2 separate regions of the Mus musculus genome follow, and region 2 is linked to region 1. Evidence: chromatin contacts called from ENCODE POLR2A ChIA-PET data. All regions are on one chromosome and are shown on one strand. Each heading gives the region's core, a stretch centred on a gene start or an enhancer-like site at or near the end of the contact. The rest is flanking DNA. Distances are from core to core; before and after follow the strand shown. Region 1 holds the start of Smurf1 (SMAD specific E3 ubiquitin protein ligase 1). Region 2 holds the start of Arpc1b (actin related protein 2/3 complex, subunit 1B).

The links. ChIA-PET counts read pairs that join two places held with the same protein, here RNA polymerase II (POLR2A).
Region 2: POLR2A ChIA-PET joins it to region 1 with 11 read pairs in Patski. The contact joins the promoter of Arpc1b here to the promoter of Smurf1 in region 1. POLR2A ChIA-PET finds 5 or more read pairs at or near these places in 2 of 5 experiments (Patski and embryonic stem cell).

What each region holds. Positions count from the first base shown.
Region 1 is chr5:144,961,966-144,968,643 of GRCm38, forward strand. It overlaps Smurf1 (SMAD specific E3 ubiquitin protein ligase 1), which reads right to left and starts at 3,865. Exons shown (of 18, transcript NM_001038627.1): 1 at 3,536-3,865. The coding sequence starts at 3,590.
Region 2 is chr5:145,110,583-145,117,260 of GRCm38, forward strand. Arpc1b (actin related protein 2/3 complex, subunit 1B) reads left to right here and starts at 3,674. Exons shown (of 10, transcript NM_023142.2): 1 at 3,674-3,759.

The sequences.
Region 1 (6,678 bases), core at 2,615-5,114:
TCTTTTCTACTGCACAGAGCAGCTCTCCAAAGCACTTTGTCATATTATTCAACAACTTGGTGGGGGCGGGGGCATCAATACAACACTAATGCACCAAATTAAGGCTTGACACACATTAAACCAAAGTAGTGCCCTTTCACACAAACTTCTGAGTCTCAGGGCTGAGAGCAGAAAGCACACACACAGGCCAACAGTAACGGGAAGCAAGTAGGTAACCACTCTGATGGATCGTGTGGGAGATCAAAGACACTTATAATGGGGCTGAAATCGCATTCAAATGAGGAAACTAAGGCCCTGTACCATCAGGAGACCCTGGCTGCACATCATGCAACTGCTAGTCTGACCAGGGTGCCCTGATTTGACAGGCTCTGCTCCCCAAAGGCCATCAACTGTAAACTACAAAGTTCCCAACACTTGACACCACTCCAGTGTCTTCAACGTCTTGGTGCTGTGTGGTTTTCAACACCAAGGTTACAAACAGGCATCTTGTTTTTTATTCTGTCTATGTACTCTGGTTGGTGTGCACGCAGGTACACCTGTATACGTATGCACACAAGCCAGAGGGTCAACCTCAGGAGCCATAACCTTGGTTTTTCCCTTCAGATACGATCTCTTACCAGGACCTGGGGCTCGCTGATCAGGTGAGGCTCCCAGCCAGCCACGTTCAATTTTTAAGTGGGTGCAGGGTTCCAGCTCAGGTCTCATGCTTTCTGGGCAGACACACTCCTGACTGAGCCAGCTCCCCAGCTTCAATAGCTCTCATTCTTAAAAAGTCATCTTTCCCCAAATACAAATTCATAAATAGACTCCATAACAGTATTTATCTCTGGAGAGACTGCTACCCAACTGTCCTCACTTCCTGTCACAGCAGAGAGATGAAGGCAAGCCTACCTCATGTTCAATAAAATGGCTGGTTCCAAGAGTTTCACGATTGTCATCACATAGGCACACCATCCAGCAACCCCCAATCCTATGATGACGCTCACAGATGCTCTCAGACCATGAGCTTTAACACCCATCCCTAGTCCTTCCCCATCAAAAGCCATCCAAAACTCTGACACTTTCCAAGTCTGCAATACCAAAATTAACCAGTTGACCAGGATCTGTTAATAGATACCTGCCACAAATTCCACAATTAAGCCACTGATCTCATTTCTACTGAAACTCCCCAAGTCAGTCACTTTAGCGGGAAGGCTGAAAGCAACCTGGATCATATCTGAAGTCATAGCCCAGTGTCAATGAGCAGCAAACTTTCCCAAAGATGACTGTCAAAGAACCTAACTTCCTAACTAACACATGCCCTTCGCATGTCCACTGAGCAAGTCTCTTCCAGTATCTGTCCAGAGGCAAAGATGGCCAATATGACCGGGGTCTGGGTTCTAGTGCAAACACCGTTATCTGCTCCCACATCTTCAGGGAAAACTATCAATCTTTTCTTAAACACAAGAAACTTTCCAAGAATTTCCACCATGATCACAGGTCTTACCCTAAGGCTCTGCCTGAAAGGACAAGCAGAAGTCTTAGTCCCCAACACACTGCCTTGGAACAGAAAAATCCAGGGAACTCCCTGCAAGGCCTCAGACTTAACGATGTATTTCCTCTTCTGAGCTGGAAAGCCCCAAAGCAGGCCCTCTGCCAACCCTGCCATGCATGCAGCCTTAGGGATGGATTCACACTGGTAAGGTCTGCAGAGAAAGGAGAGGGAGAAAGAAAGAGGAAGCTGAGGGCAGTGGTCCAGACTCCGGACCCACGAAGAGGGACAGCTATGACAGAGAGCTCTCCCCTTGCCTGCATGCAAACTGCCCTGCTGCTGTCAGACCCACAGCAAGCTCTGCGCTCACCTTTGAAGGTGGCACTACAGAGCACTTAGCAAACCTGAACATTCCTCTGAAGACTGAGGGGAACAAGGCGCCTTGCACTAGAGCAGCTGCCACAGCTCAGCTTGTGTGGGAGGGGGGACTCAAGGATGTGGCGAGGGGTGAAGGCATTGCAGAGGAGGTAGGAACCAAGGACTCGTCTCTGGAGTACTAAGTGGCCTGGCCTCGGGGAGAACGGAAGTGGACTAGACTGGAGAGGTCTGGACCACTGATGAGGTGGGGGAAGTGAGAACAAGACTGGGAGACAGACGTTTGGTCCCAGACAGGATTGAGGAATTTGCGACTTAAGGGTGGAGGCTGTAAGACAGAAGCGAGTGGGCGGGACTGAAAGATAAGTGAGGGCGGGATCAAGCAGGGACGGGGGCGTGGCTGAAAACAGTAGAGGGGGCGGAGCCAAGAGAGGAGAGGGGAAACTAGAGAGATGGAGATGAGGAGTGGGTGAGGCGGTGGGAGAGCAAAGAGAAGCAAGGCAAACGAGTAGGGGGTGGGATGATTCGAAGGGACCCAGAGAGAGAAGGGAGAAGGTAGATAATGTTCATGTGAGAGAGTGGGAAGAAAGAAAGGAGAGAGAGATGAAGTGATGAGAAGCTGCAAGGGAAAAGAGGGAGGGGACAGGCGGGAGGATGGTGAGGGGTGGGCCTAGAGGGGAACAGCAGGTAGAAGGAGGATGAGAGTGAAGAGATGGATGATGAAAATGTGAGGTAGGGGTGGAAAGAGCGGTGGAGGTGCAGCGAGGGGGCGGGATCTACATGAAGTTGAAAGGTGTGTGGCTATGTACAAGGCCTGAAGAAAAGCAGGCAGGGGGGTAGGTGTGGATCAGAGGGTGCTGGGGCGGTGTCAAGAGAGGACACTAGAGGGGACCGGTGGAGGGCCCCGAGGGGTGGTACCTATATGCAGCTGAGGGTAGGTGTGGGGCAGAAAGGAGAGGGGGGGGGGGAGTCCTGTAGTGGAGGAGCTAGGGGGCGGGACCTGATCCAGAAGGGTAAAGTTAGGGGCAGAGGGAGAAAGCTAGGGGGCGTGGCCCATATGCAACTGATGGTAGGTGTGGGCAGATAGAGTAGTGTGGGCAGGGGGGGATAGGCAAGAACCTGAAGAGAAAGGAGCCAGAGGCGGGGCCAAGAGAATCAGCCACAGGGGTGGAATCTATGATAGAGGGATGAACAGCAAGCCAGGCTTAATGCAGAAAAGGCAGCTGCCTGGGCCTGCAGAGCAAGCAGGGGGCGGGGAATGATGCAGAGGGAGGAGCCATAGGGCGGGTCGCCAAAGCTACAAAGTAGTCAAGGGGTGGAGCCTGTGAGGGGGAGGGGGAGTCTGCAGAAGAGTCGAGGGCTGAGCCTAGTTAAGGGGGCGAGTCTGCAGATCGGAGAGGCGTGGCTTGATGCAGAGGGAGGGCGGGGCTGCCGCAGCGGGGCGTGTCCTGATGTGCCAGGGGCGGGCCCTGATGCAGAGGGAGGGGACGGGGCGGCAGGGGCGGCGCCTGCAGAGCACCCGGGGGGCGGGGCCGGGAGCGCGAGCGAGGGGCGCACGCCGTAGGGGGTGCAGCGGTCCCGGGACAACGGCCGGTGCAAGGGGGGGGGGGGGGGAGGGGGCGGGGCGGGAGTCCGCAGGGTCCCTGGGACAGTCTAGGGGCGCGAGGGCCGCGGCCCTGTCGTGCCTACCTGTCAGACGGATCTTGATGCTGGAGCCGTTCCTACGGGTCCCGGGGTTCGACATCTCCCGCCAGCGGCCGGCCGGCCTCGGATCCAGTGCCGCCGCCCCCCAGCCCGGCCCGGCCCGGCCCCGCCGCCGCCTCAAGGTTACGGCCACGGGCTGGGCGCCGGGGTCCGAGCCGGGACGCCGAGTGCGCGGCGCAGGCGTTGGGCCGGAGACCACGGGCTGGAACCGTAGAACCGAGCGCTCGGCCGCGCCGCCGCCAGGAGCCGCCCCTGGCTGGCCCAGCCCGGAGCCGCCGCGCTCGCAGCCGGACGCCCGCCGCCCTCGCTGCTTCCGCCGCCGCCTCCCGAGCTGCGCGCGCCCGCCGCCTTGCCGGCCCGGCCCTGCGCGGCCTCGCGCTTGCGTGTGTGCGTGCGTGCGCGCGCCCGAGCACGGCGCTACGCGGACCGCGCTTGTCCTGGGCGCGCGCAAGGGGGTCTGGGGGAGCTGCAAGGTTCCTGCAGCCGGCGGGGAGCCTTGAAACAGACACCACCGTGGCCACCACCGCCCCACACACGTAGACGACACACACGCACACACAAGCGGCGCAGTCGGAGCTGGTTCTTAGTCACAATCTCAGAACCAACTGATTTGCTTGTGCGACGATTTGGGGGAACCGATTGTTTCTTCAGTGTCGGACTTTTCAAAGCTCCTGATGGAAGCCAGGGTGTTGCATGAAACCCCAAGAACCGTGCGCGCGTGCGCGCGTGGGTACACACTAGATCCTGCAAGTTCCAAGGGAAGACTTCCCGCAGTGATCGAGTGTCGGATGTGCCCTGTGCAACTGGTGTATTCGATTGACAAAGTGGCTAGACTCAGAGGAAGTGCGGCATATGGACCAGCTAAACAAGATGAAGGATGTAAATGGAGAGGTGGTGGTTTTGTGGATAGGAACCTGCATGCAACTGAACTAACCCAGAGAAGTAAGCAGTCGGGTTTTCGAGTCCCTGCCTTCTGATGAACCCACCCCCAAACCCCCAGAGTGTCAGGCCGGTAAAAAGTAAAAGCCGGGCTTTCTTTCCCCAGCAAGCAAACCAATCTCTATGGTAACGCATTCTAGAGAGGAAATAAAAGGTTCTTGAAAAGGCTGCGTATATTTACCAAACTCCCATCCGACCTGAACTTAATTCACTTCATGGGCAGACTCTATGGTTCTTCCTTAGAACCAGCTACCCACAGCGTTTGACCACCCTCTTTGGAGACAGGGGCTCATCTGTAGCTGAGGCTGACCTCAAAACTGTGATTCCCCCTACTCAGCCTCCGGAGCGCAGGGATTACAGGCTTGTACCTGTTCTTGTCCTAGGCAGTTTGGTTTTATGAGCCTGTGCAGCCCAGACTATTTAATAATGGAGGGAAAATATCTTAAGAATAGGATCGTGTATGGGCAACGGTTAATCCAGACTCTAACTCTGCTTCCATTTCTAAGCCGTTGTCGCTGAGAGCGAGACCCTAGGTTGGAATAAATCCATTTAGGAGTCTTTGATTGGTGTTGGGAGAATAGCACCATTGGTAAGGTGTTCGATGGTGCAAGCACAAGAAGCTAAGTTTTGTGAGGCTTTTTTTTAGATATTTCTGTTACCTATATAGGAGTGTTTTGTGTGCGTGTTTGTATGTGTGCATCACAAGGTGCTGGATCTGGAGCGGGTGTTTGTGAGCCACCGTGTGGGTGCTGGGAACTGAACTTAGGTCCTCTGGAAGAGCAACGTGTGCTCCTAACTGTTCAGCATCTCTCCAGCCCCACGGTACAGGTGTGCTGGTGAGTTTGAGTGATCCCAGCCCCCTGGGAGGCAAAGACAGAAGGATCCCTGGGACTAATAGGCCAGTAAGCCTCCATGAATCAGGAACCCTATGCCAGTGAGAGACTCTGCCACCAGAAAAAATGGAGCTGGGGGATAAACAGTGGAGAAAAACTGAAGTTAACCTCTCTCTCTCTCTCTCTCTCTCTCTCTCTCTCTCTCTCTCTCTCTCTCTCTCTCCCCCTGCACTTCTCTCCTTCCCTCCTTGCCCTGTCATTCTCTTTCTCTGTATCCTCAGCCATACCTCCCTTCTTTCTCATTCCTCTTCCCTCCACCTTCACCCACTCACACACACACACACACTCACACACTCACACACACTCACACACTCACACACACACACTCACACACACACACTCACCCACTCACACACACACACTCACCCACTCACACACACACACACTCACACACACACACACACACACTCACCCACTCACACACACACACACACACTCACCCACTCACACACACACACTCACACACACACACACACACACCCCCGCCTCAGCTCACATGTGCTTTTCCTTCCTCCTGGGTCCACTCTCCTGCACCCTCACCCAGGAGTCTTGGGTTGCTCCACCTCTTTGTTTCCTTACCTGCCTAGACGTCTGGACCTTTCTTCACCTGGTTATCCCAACCCCTGAGTCACAAGTGTGCGTCTTGGAGGCTAAGTCATTTCCTCTGCCCATTAACTGGGAACGCACACTGTTGTCTGCTAGTCGGAGAGAGTCCTAACAGTATTCTGCCATACCCTGCTTCAAAGAGAAGACTGTCCTCCATGCTTTGATTGTCGTGTGTGCGTTCCTGTGTGCCGCTCCCTGAGCACATGTGTACACACATCTGGAAGATACAGTCACACATTATTGGGTGTCTTTCCCAACCATTCCCCACCTCAATTCTGAGACGATTTCTCACTGAACCTGAAACTTAGTGATTCACCTGAACTGGCTGGCCAGCAAGCCCCAAACATCCTTATCTCCCCCTCCCAACACTGGGATTACAGATGTGGGATGCCACACCCAGTGTTGACTACAGGTGCCTGGAATCCAGCTCAGATCCTCATACGTGCAAGGCAAACACGTTATTGACCCTCCCCAGCCCATTTGTCTTTAGGACAAGATCTCATATGGCCCAAACTGGCCTAGAACGCAGTATGTAGCTAAGGATGATCTTTAACTATTAATCCTCCTGCCTCCACCTCTTGAGTATGTGAAATGCAAGATCACATCATGAAGTCTGATTTTGTGCACCTACTGGGAACCGAACCCTTGAGTTCCTACATGCCAGGCAAGCTCCCTATCCACTGAGCCACA
Region 2 (6,678 bases), core at 2,424-4,923, 150 kb after region 1:
CACATGCTAATGGAAGATGCTGTGCTGGCCCCACCCGACTCCCTCCTCCTAAGTGACCTGCATGAGGCTACATTTCTGGGAAACCAGAGATGCAGCAGAGATAGGAGAGTGGCTCATCTTCGTTTACAAGGCACTATGTGCGCACATTCCCGGAAGAGACAGACAGCTCTCCAAGGTGGCGTCCCCCAAGCCCTCTTCTCCAAAGATTTGCTTCACTTGAGGTCATAAAGCTCCCTCTCGATGGTGCACCCTGTACTGACAAGCAAGCGGGGAGCCCAAGGCAGGAGGAGTTTGAATTCTGGGCCAGCCTGGGCTATAGACCCAGAGGTGGAAGGTGGAGTGATGGGGGTGTGGGGGAGAGCTTTGCAGTCTGAGGTTTCCTTTCTGTGTTAGTTTTTATTGTATATTTATTTATATTGTATCAGGGATGTGCACAGCACAGTGCACATGTGGAGGTCATATGACAACTGGCAGAAGTCATTGAACCTTCTGAACCTTCTGTTTTTAATGGCCATGGCAACTGACACAAACAAGGGGCTTGGAGAGATGGCTCAGCAGTTAAGAGCACTGGCTGCTCTTCCAGAGGACCTGGGTTCAATTCCCAGCACCCACACGGCCGCTCACAACTGTCTGTAACTCCAAGATCTGGCACCCTCACACAGACATACATGCAGGCAAAACACCAATGCACATAAAATCAAAATAAGCTTTAAAAAAGGGAAGAAAGGGCTGGAGAAATGGCAGAGTGCTTGTTTTGCAAGGAGCCAAGTTCCAGCCCTGAACCCACTTTAAAGAAAAAAAAAAAAAGCCAGATGTTGTGGCACATACCTTTAATCCTACGAGGCAGAGGCAGAGGCAGAGAGGCAGAGGCAGGCTAAGAAAGTCTACACGATGAGTTCCAGGACAACCCGGGCTAGAGAGGGACCCTATCTGGGGAGGAGGGGGTGCTCATTGGTTAAGATCATTTGCTGCTCTTGCAGAGGACCTGAATTTAATTCCCAACACCCATACAGTGGCTCTCAACAACAGCGACTTGAGTTGCAGGGTACCTGATGCCTGCTTCCAACCCCTGAGGGTACTGCATACACTTGGAGCACAGACATGCAAGCAACACATCCACGCACATAAAATAAAAGTAGATTTTCTTTAAAGAAAAAGAAAAGCTATCTGGCCATGGTGGCACACACTTTTAATCCTAGTACTCAGGAGGCAGGGGCAGGCTGGTCATTGTGAATTCAGGCCAGCTAGGGCTACACTGAGAGAACCTGCCTCAAAAATGAACAAAAAGTGGCATAGTGACATGTACCTATGATCCTAGCACTGAGGGTGAAATCAGGAGGATCCCTGGGGTGCAAAGTTCTGTCAACCTAACACACTCTGTGAGAAAAACTCAAAACACAAGCTGCCTGAGGAAGACTGACCTTTGGCAAACACACACACACACACACACACGCATAGAAGCACACTTGCATGATCTGTGTTTCCTCATGGCTTCAAAGTTTTCAGTCTATAGTCACTTGGCTCCACAGCTTGTGGCAGCACAGAAGGGTGAGGTGGAGGCCAGCTACTCACCTCAGAGCAGCACCTCACACCAGACAGAGTGAGCAAGTCAACACTACCTACAGTGACTTTCTTCTCAAGAGGTGCAAGCTCCTACCATCGCATTCAGAGAAGAACTGAATAGACTCACCCTCTGTGAGGGGCTAGGGTCTGTGTGGCTCAGTGCATGTGTAAGGTCTTGGGTTATACCCACCATCATAAAGCAAAACAAAACAAAACACCTGGTCCATGAATCTTAACCCTCTTGAAAGACGCTTGAGCTTAAGCTGACCAGAGCTGACCAGTGAGTGCTCTGGTTTTCTCTGCAGGATTGTCTTGTCCTATGCTCTGCTCTGAGGACTCCCCTCCGCTTGAGGGTTACTGCCCTCCAGGCATACAGCTCACCCAGAGGGGCTTCTCTGTAGTGGGCCACTTCCTAGAGTCCTGGGCTTGGTTTTGCTTTGTCCATCCTCTGAAGACACTGGGTCACTTTAGGTTACTACCCCGGGACAGAGAACTGTAGGACACCACAGGCGTATGGAGTCAGATCACTCAAGGCCTCCTGGGGCCATTGCTGGGCTTTTATGGAGCTGAGCGAGCACGGACAGATTGCCAGCCAGGGATGCCCTTGACCCACAGGGCTACAGATACAAACCTACAGGAACAGCAAAGCAGGGGGCGCAGGATCATGGCTCCTCTGTGTCTGTGGCAGGAGGATGACTCGTGGAAACCTGAGCTAAATCTTACTGAGCTGGGTGGGTCTGGTGGCACGGGGAACTGAGGCAGGAGAATCACAAGCTCAAGGCCTACGTAACTTCAAGTCCAGCCCCAGAAACTTAAGGAGACTTAAGTGAAGGCTGGGGATGTAGCTCCGTGACTGAGCGTCTGCTGTGTGTGCAGGGCCCTGAGTTTGAATCCCAACACCATTATATATGTATATGTGTGTGTGTGTGTGTGTATACACACACACACATATACATAATCACTGAACATGGGCAGGGTGTTCACTGCAGCAACTGCTCCAAACTTAGAGTATTTTATTACACCAGGCATGATGATGCACTGCTTTAATACCAGAACTCAGAACTTGGAGACACAGACAGAGGCGGATCTCTGAGTTCAAGGGCAGTCTGGCCTACAGAGCTAATTCCAGGGCAATCAGGGCTACACAGAGAAACCCTGGCTCAAAAAAAAAAAAAAAGTATTAATTTATTTACTTACCCTGCGTGTGTGTGTGTGTGTGTGTGTGTGTGTGTGTGTATGTTTACACACTCTAGTTCACTATGGCTGGCATGTGTGTGGAAGTCAGTGCTGGGAGTTCAATTCAGGTCCTTAGGCTGGGCAGCAAGCACCTTTGCCATCTGAGCCATCTTACTGGCCCATTTCTTTGGTTTTTTTGAGGCAGGGTTTCATGTAACCCAGGCTGGCCTTCATCCAGCTCTACAGCCAAGGGTGAACTCGAATCTCATCTCTCTTCCTCCATCTCCCCAGTGCTGGGATGACAGGTGTGGGTTATCACAGGCACCTCTAAGCCAGAATTAGTGATACAGGAGATTGCTGGGAGTCTAGAGAGGAGCTCTCAGAAGGTGGGAGGCACAGCAAAAGGAACTTGAGACGCACCTAACCTGGAAGACCCTTGACCCTGGAGCATCATCACCTGACTGCAAAGCTACTCAGCAACTTGGAGGGAAGTGTGTGGACTTCCGAAGCGAGAAGTCACCTGGAGTGGCAGTGCTCTTCTTCCTGGACGCCAGCGACTCTGCCATCTTTGGGACACAGAGTCTGGGGAACCACGGCTGGGGTGCACCTAGAGTGCGAGGGGCGGGGCAGGAGTCATTAAGTTGCGGGGTGCCTGCGTGTGGCCTCAAAACCTTTGAATTCTTGGTTGCCCGATCTCGGGCTTCCGCCCTCTAAGCGCCCCCCCCCTTCTTCCAGCCTCAGTTTCCCCATTCAGAAAGTAGTTAGGGGCAACAGCGTGCGATCTCCGAACGAATTCTGGGCTGAGCTGGACTTAACTGAGGTCCGGGCGGCTTAGTACCCCGAGGGGTGGGCGGGCCCTGAGATCTGGCCACAGCCGCCCGGGTCCCGCCCCCGGTCCCTGCGGGGCTGTGCCCGAAGGCCCCGCCCCCCGCCCACGAGGAAGTGGCTGCGGCGCTGCGCGGGTCTCAGAGCCGGTTCGGCGCGTCGACTGTCCAGAGTCCGCGGCCGAGGAGACCCGAGGTGAGGGGCGCGGGGTGGTCGCGAGGTGTGTGTGGTGTCTGAGGCCACCTAGAAGTCAGGGGACTCGAGGCGATGTTCGACGGTGAGGGGGATGGGGATGAGAGAGGAGTGGAGAGCCGTGTGCATGGGGGCCTGGTGGGGCTCCCGGCGAGGGTGGGGCTGGCAAGGAGCTAGTGGGGGGCGGCGTTCTGGGGATGCGGGGCGCGGTGGGAAGAATCGCAGAGATTCCCCGCGCACTCGACGCCATCGAGACGGCACAGCCCCAGCCTCGCGCCCCCTCTCCGCTTTCCTGGCCCCGCTTTCGATCCCCGAGACCCGTGTCGCCCCGTTACTTTGGGCGCAGGGCCCCACGCTCAGTCACTTCCCCCTCGGTCCGCAGCCTTCCGGGTTGTTGCGACCGGGAAATGAGCTAGCACCCCTGCCCCGCCTCATCCCCCAGTGACCATACCCGGCAGGGGTCCAGGTTCCTGGTTCCACCCAGCTTGGGCGAGCGGACCCTGGCGGCTCGAGGGGCACCCAGCCAGGCCACCCCGGACAGGGCAGGTCCCGGTGGGGCCCGCAAATAGGCTGGAATCCTGAACTGGGAGCCAGCCCAGGTGCTGGCCATGAAGCTTGTTCCCGCGAGGCAGCTCCAGCCTGGGGCGGTGTGGCTGCTGACGCAGTCGAGCCACCTCGCCTCTCTAGAGCTCAACTTGCCTTGCCTGGAAAATGGGGACCTTCCAGATTTGGAGGCTTAGCTGCCAAATGTGGCTAGTACACTTGGCAGAGTGCCTGCTTGTCTGCTGCTGCAGACCTTATTTCTGCACTCCTTTGAACCTGGCCTTATGAGGTGGGAGGGTGGGGTGGGGTCCGAAGCTGCAGCCCTGCGGGGCGACTTGGAGGGAACAACTTCTTCACGTGGACAATAAAAAAGGAATAGATTTACCACGTGGGCTTCTACTGTAAGAGAATGTGCGGGGCTGGGAGATGGAGCATTGAATAAAAGCACTGACAGGGGTGGAGTTGGGGAGGGGGAATCCTGAGGGTCTGAGTTCGAATACCCCGACACCCATGGGCACTCAAAGACACACAATGAAGCGTGCAAGGCAAAGGTCTGTGTGAATGAAAATTTATTTATTTATTTTGGTTTTTCGAGACAGGGTTTCTCTGTATAGCTCTGGCTGTCCTGGAACTCACTCTGTAGACCAGGCTGGCCTCGAACTCAGAAATCCTCCTGCCTCTGCCTCCCGAGTGCTGGGATTAAAGGTGTACGCTGGTGATTCTTTTTCACTCTGGGTTGTTTTGTTCTTTTAGGCAGGGTCTCCTCCTTTCCCCTGGACTCGGGTTCTCTCTCTCTCTCTCTCTCTCTCTCTCTCTCTCTCTCTTTCCCCCTCCCTCCCTCCTCCTTCCCTCCCCCCAGGCTAGCCTTGAACTCATAGAGCTCTGTCTCCTCAGTGCTGAGATTAAAGGTGAGCACACTTCGGGATCTTTCAAATAACAAATAACCCCAACTAGAATTAAAGTATTTTGTTCTGTCTTGGTCCCAGGGCCTTGGAACTTACTAGGCAAGTGCTCTACCAGTGATCCAGCCTCCTCAGTGGTATGTGGGTTTTTCCAATCTGTCACCCACTGATATAAAAAGGGTTTTCTGTAGTAAGGCAACCCTAAGAAAGAGGGCTTTAAAAGTTTGCTTTTTCAAGTTACTAAGGTCATCAGTGTTGTTCTCTTTTTAAAGATGTATTTTTATGGGTTGGGTGCGCGCGCGCCCACACACTTGAGCCCTGGGGTGGTGGAAAATGCTGTCCCCTGGAGCTAGAGTATTTATTTGGTGGTTGAGGGCTACTGGAGTTCTCTGCAAAGAGCCTTCTCTCCAGCCCCACATTCTGTCTGCTCTCATACAAGCTGTTGGAATTAGAAGTTAGCACGCGGCCCTTCAAAGGCATGGAACAGATGAGGGTCTCCCCACAGCCCTGCTAGCACCGAGTCTTCTGTGTTTTGGAGAAGTTTTTGTTTTGGTTCTTTAAACTGGTGTTTTACGATATTTTAGAATTTATTTAATCTGTTGCTGGATTTGACTTTCCCTCATTCAGTAAGTCTTCAAGGACAGTTTAGAGGAGGGGGAAGAAGAGGAACTGAGGGTTTGGAGGGTTGCTCACACCACCCAGGCTCCTACCCACAACAGGAAGTTGAGTAAGGCTTAGCACCATAAAAAAGAAAAAAAAAAACTGCTGCTGGCTGTACTTAGCTGAGCTCCCAAGCTAGGCGGGGACTTCCTGGATTGCCTGTGGAGCCAAGGTTCTCGCTGCAGGCAACTCCCGGCTTGGCTTAAGTCTCAAATCCAGCCAGACTGAGTGTGTGATTCAAGGAAACACAGCCAAGAAAAGCCAAGGGGCCAGGGCGAAGGATATTTATTTATGTGTGTGTGTGTGGGGGGGGGTAGGGTAGAGGACAAGTTAGAAGCCTTAATTGGTTCCTTCGCTCCTGGGTCCTGGGGATCAAACTCAGGTCATCAGGCTTGGCTGCAAGCGCTTTTACCCGGTGAGCCATCTCACCAGCCCCTTACCTGTCTATCTGCCTGCCTACCTACCTATCTAATCTGTCTGTCTGTCTGTCTGTCCGTCCGTCCGTCCATCCATCCATCCATCCGTCCATCCATTTCTATCAATCACAGGTTCTCCCTATGAAGCCCAAGCTGGCTTCAAACTCCTGATCCCACAGCCTTAGCCCGCTCTGTCTCCGATGTTCAGCAGCGCACCCTGCTGGAGAGTTTTAACCCAGCACTCTTGGAAGGAACTCTGGGACCCAGGCACTGGAAGAATGTCCTTGGCAGCAAAGGGGCCTGAGGCTCTGGCTGGCAGGCTTAGGAAGGGAGCTGCGTAGGTCCTCCCCAGCCGAGGGTGTCCTGAGGTAGAAGCGTCTGGCTTTTCTGACCACTTGTTC